2 separate regions of the Homo sapiens genome follow, and region 1 is linked to region 2. The links are chromatin loops, found by intact Hi-C in ENCODE. Cell type or tissue: mammary epithelial cell. All regions are shown on one strand. Links, peaks and the distances in the headings refer to the core of each region. The heading gives the core; the rest is flanking DNA. Region 1 has its middle 89 kb from the start of LINC00375. Region 2 has its middle 220 kb from the start of SLITRK6.

What was found. Peaks named below come from ENCODE experiments on the same cell type or tissue, not always from the same donor. Only the 100,000 strongest peaks of a DNase experiment are listed, where the experiment ranks them.
Region 1: a loop joins it to region 2, with 4 times the contacts of the local background. A loop is called at or near these places in 2 of 110 quality-filtered maps.

What each region holds. Positions count from the first base shown.
Region 1 is chr13:85,235,427-85,238,227 of GRCh38, forward strand. No RefSeq gene overlaps it. Among named protein-coding and RNA genes, the nearest start is that of LINC00375, 89 kb to the left of the region's middle. In mammary epithelial cell, for the core only: no CTCF peak of the experiment used is centred there; a DNase peak (open chromatin) is centred at 1,135; H3K27ac peaks cover 683 bases.
Region 2 is chr13:85,581,899-85,584,699 of GRCh38, forward strand. No RefSeq gene overlaps it. Among named protein-coding and RNA genes, the nearest start is that of SLITRK6, 220 kb to the right of the region's middle. In mammary epithelial cell, for the core only: a CTCF peak has its summit at 1,227; a DNase peak (open chromatin) is centred at 1,243; H3K27ac peaks cover 1,715 bases.

The DNA of each region.
Region 1 (2,801 bases), core at 83-2,582, 350 kb before region 2:
CTGCATATGTGGAAAGTCTCAATATTGTCAACATGTTGGATTCTTCTGGTTTGATCTACAGATTCAATATAATCCCAGTGAAAATCCTGGCATGCTTTTTGTGGATATGAACAACCTGATTCTAAGTCTGTGTGGAAAGGCAAAAGACACAGAATAACCAAGGATATTAAAGGAGCAGAACAAAGGCTGTCCAGGGCTGACACTACTATAGTTCAAGGCTTACTATACACCTATAATAATCAGTGCAGTTGATACTGACAAAGTAATAGATAAATAGAACAATGGAATAAAATAGAGAACCCAGCAATAGACCAAAACAAATACAGTCTGCTGATCTTTGATGAATAATTGAAGGCAATTTAATTAAGAAAGGATAATATTTTCAACTAATGAACCTGCAAAAATTAATAACCTAGACATAGAGCTCATATGTAAATGTAAAATGGAAATATAAAACTCCTAGAAGATAGTGTATGAGAAAATCTAGGTGACTTTGGGCTTAATAATGACTTTTTAGGTACAACAAAAACAGGATCTATGAAAGAAAAACTGGATAAATAAATTCATTAATATTAAAAACCATTATTCTTTTTAAAAAATGAAATTACAAATAACAGACAGGGAGAAAGTCATATGAAGGATCTGTGTCCAAAATATAGAAAGAACATTTAAAAATCAACAATAAGAAAATGAACAGCCCAATTTAAAAGGGGGCAATAAATCTGAATAGACACCTCACCAGAAAAGATATACAGATGGCAATCAAGCATTCAAATTATGGTCCACATGATATGTCACTAGAGAATTAAAAATTAAATATAATAATGCAATATCACTACACATTTATTAGAATGGCTACAATTCAAAACATTGACGGCAGCACATGCTGGTACAGGAATCCTCATTCACTGATGTTGGGAATGCAAAATGGTACATTCACTTTGGAAGATGGTTTAATATTTTCTTACAAATCTAAACATACTCTCACTATATGTTCCAGCAATTACACTCCTTGGTATTGTTTCAAATGATTTAGAAACTTACATCCACACACAAAAAAATGTTATGTAATGTTTACATAAAATTTATTTCTGATTTCCATACTGGGAGGCAGCCAAGATATTTGTGATGAGTCACTTTTTCTGTGTCAAATTGACTGGATCATGGAGTCATGGATTCCACAGATATTTAGTCAAACATTATTTGGGTGTGTCTGTGAGGGTGTTTTTGGATGAGATTTACATTTAAATGGTAGGCTGATCCCATTCTTTCTAGTAAATAAAGAAACCAACAGACAGGCAGACAGGCCGATAAACACATACATTCTATTGATTGTTTCTCTGGAGAACACTGAGTAATACAGTGTCCTTCAATAGATGAATGAATACCTAAACTGTGGTACATCTCTACTGTGGGTTATTACGCACTAATAAAAAGAAATAAGATACTAGCCATGAAAAGACAAGGAGCACCATAAATGGGTACTGCAAAGTGAAAGAAGCCAATCTGGGAATATTTAATACTACATACTATATGATTCCGACCAAATGACTTTACAGAAAAGATAAAACTATAGGGACAGTAAAATGTCCAGTGGTTGACAGAGATTCAGTAAGAGGGAGCAAGAGGTAAATTGGTGAAATACGAAAGAATATTAGTGTAGTGTAACTATTCTGTATAATACAATAGTGGTGGATAAATGATATTGTATACATTTGTCAGAACCTATAGAATGTGCAATTCAATATTGAACCCTAATAATGGGGAAAACTGGAGGGATATAACAGGGTAAATAGGAATTATCTGTACTACCATTCATTATCCTGTAAAACTAATACTGCTATAAATAATAAAGTTTATCAATGTTTAAAAAAATCTCAATAATTTTTTAAAAATAAAATAAAGCAGGCAGCATGTATATTTAGTTTTCTCCATAAGATACATATTTTATAAAAAAATAAAAAATAATGACATCTTTAAAGTAGCATACTTTAACATAGAAAACAAGAAAATAATTATTCTAGCTAAGATAAGTGAAATGCATCTTTTTTATTACTATAATTTTCAATTAAATATGTTCATACATTTCCTTTTTATTACAGAAGTTAGCACTAAAAAGCCACACGGTAATTACTAAGTAAGGAACAGTTAAAATAATTCTATTTAGTGTGGTAAGAGTTAATGGAGAAAAGAAAACATTTATGCTAATAACGGTTTTAAGTCTGATTCACCGTGATATGCTACTCAGAAGAAATAATATTGCTTTCAACAAAAAAAGAATTATCAATAAAAAACAGTAACTAAATTTTAGAATTATAATTGTAGCTGTAGCAAAATACCTATTGGAATATTGAACTTACTTTTCTTTTCTCATTTCTCTCTTCCATATTCTTTCTCAAGACTAAAAATCAAACCCACTGAACCAACAAACCACTATCAACTGTTGTTTCTTATATTATTTATAGGAGAATAAATCAAAAGCCCTTGACTATAGCTGACTTCTCTGAGACACTGGAAATGACAATAAGGGATCACCATGTGCATATTTCCTCAAGCCAATATTTAACAGAATTTCTAAAATTACCTCCCAACTGGGCGCAATGTCTCACGCCTGTAATCCTGGAACTTTGGGAGGCTGAGGCGGGTGGATCACCTGAGGTCAAGAGTTCGATACCAGCCTGGCCAATATGGCGAAACACCATCTCTACTAAAAATACAAAAATTACCCTGGCATGGTGGTGCACGCCTGTAATCCCAGCTACTCGGGAGGCTGAGGCAGAAGAATCCCTTGAACCCAGGAG
Region 2 (2,801 bases), core at 249-2,748:
AGTCTATGGCAAGTTACTTAATTCCATATACCAGCTAGTTATTTACTTTTTTTAAAAAAAAAAAAGAGAGAGAGAGAAATCAATATTATTTTCAGGGTTACGTTAGGTATTATAAAGGTATTATAAAAATACGTTAGGTATTATTATACTTTTTAAATTGATACATAATAATTGTACATATCTATGGGTTACATGTGATATTATGATACATGCATAAAATGTATGTAATGATCAAATCAAGGTAATTGGGATATCCACCACCTCAAACACTTGTTATTTCCTTGTGTTGGGAACATGCCCAGTCTTCTCTTCTAGCGATTTTGAAATATACAATAAATTATGGTTCACTACAGTCACACTACTGTGCTATTGAGCACTAGAATACATTCCTTCTTATCTAATTGTATTTTTAAAGTTATTTTTAATTCTGGATACATATGAGTCGTACATATTTATGAGATACATGTGATATTTTGATGAAGCATAAATTGTGTAATAATCAAATCAGGATAATTGTAATATCCATCACCTCAAGAATTTATCATTTATTTGTGTTAGGAACAGTCCAATTCTGCTCTTTTAGTTATTTTGAGATATACAGTAAATTATTGTTAACCATAGTTACCCTATTGTTCTACTGAACACTAGATTTTATTCCTTTTGTCTAACTGTTTTTGTACTAATTAACCATCTCCTTTTTATCCTCCCATCCCATCACCCTGTCTAGCCTCTGGTAACCATCTTTCTATTCTCTATTTCCATGAATTCATTCTTTTTAGTTCCTTTATATGAGGGAGAACATGTAATATTCATCTTTCTGTACTTACCTTATTTTACTTAATGTAATATCCTCCAGTTCCATTCATTGGGTTGCAAATGACAGAATTTTTTATGGATGAATAATATGACATTGTGTACATATAACACATTTTCTTTATCCATTTATTAATTGATGGGCACTTAGGTTGAATCCGTATTTTGGTTACTGTGAAAAGTGGTGCAATAAACATAAGAGTGCCAGTATCTCTTTGATATACTGATTTTCTTTCCTTTGGATATGTACCCAGCAGTGATATTGCTCATTCATATGATAGTCCCTTCAGTATGGGTAAAGGTAAACTAATTTATATGGTAAAATTTCAAGACGTGAGATTTGATACTCATTTTCCCTCTCCTGGTGAGTCAGAAGATTATAAAACAGGAAGCTCTGTGAGTCAAAATCTCAAATATAAAATGAGACACCAAAACAAGAATGGGCAAGAGAGGGAGCACCTTGATCAACCACAAGCCAAAACTAGCAGAAGCCTGTACATTAACTAAGAAAACAATTGAAGAAAAGCTTCCCTCAGGGTAGGTTCTAAAACTATGCAGATCCAAAATGAGTTTAAAGAGTTTTGAAAATTGGAAAGCTATCATTGCGACTGCAAAGGTTTGGATTGTTTGTTCATTTATTAATTCCATTGTGTTTTTGGAAAAAAAAGGAATAAAAATTGAAGGGATACTTGATGAACTTTTCTTTCTCGTATAACATTTACCCTAACATTAATTGTTGGCATTGTAATTTTTTTTTTTTAAGACAGTGTCTCATCCTGTTGTCCAGGCAGGAGTGCAGTGGCATGATCATAGCTCACTGCAGCCTCGACCTCCTGGGCTCAAGAGAACCTCCTGTTTCAGCCTCCTGAGTAGCTAAGGCTACAGGCACACGCCACCACACCCAGCTAATTTTTTTGTTTTCTTAATACTTTGTAGAGACAGGGATCTTGCTATGTTTCCAAGGCTGATCTTGAACTCTTGGCTTCAAGTGATCCTCCTGCTTTGGCCTCCCAAAGTGCTGAAATTACAGGTGTGAGCCACCTCACCTGCTGGCATTGTAATTTATGTTGTTTAATTTAATACCACAGCAAATATTTATAGATCAATGTATTTTATGTCAATTGAAATTCAATGACTGGAGCAGGAAGTCGGATTCATATCATGGAACTCAAGGCTCATAACCTAAGTCTTTATTATTATTTGCACAGCAAATGATGCTTTTTTCTTTATTGTAAGATCTTACAGGAAATGGAAATATTATGCACCACCTTCCCTGTCATATTAAAGGAGCTATGGGAAAATGGTCTATGTACAGGCAGAGAGGTGACTGTTGGATACCGAACAACTGAAAACACCTTTATTGCATTCAATTTTTGGATTACTTTCCCTTTAGAAATAAGACATAAGTAGAATAGAACTTGGCACTTCAAAATTTCAATTTTTAAGAAATTTTTCCTATATAAAAATATTTCCCTAAATAAAAATATATGAGCTACCCATTTATGGATATATATAAAAATGTATAATTAAAAAGAAATTATGGTTTAATTGTTTTGGGAAAAAACATAATTTGAAATAGCTTTGATTACTAATTAACAAATTACATGAGAAAGTTCAGCTGAACCTCTGATACACTAAAAATAAATGTAATATTTTTTCATGGTAAAAAATGCTTACTTTTCAACCAGAACAACTCATTGTAATGTGTTCCTGTGTGAAAATATAAATGGATATTTATTCCTGTAACTTTTTTTGCTAATATAATTAGCCTGAGTAATAATATGCCTAAGCCTAACAAGAGCATATTAGATGGTTTTGAGAAGTTTAGTTTCGCTTCATAAATCTCTTTTTAGTATTTATTTTTATTTTATTATTTATTTATTTTAATACAAAGCTTTGCAATTAGCAATTTTATTTAAAAAATAAAAGGTACTAAAATAAATGCTTGTGTGGTGTGATTGGTAAATAATCCAAAAAAATAGGTTCTT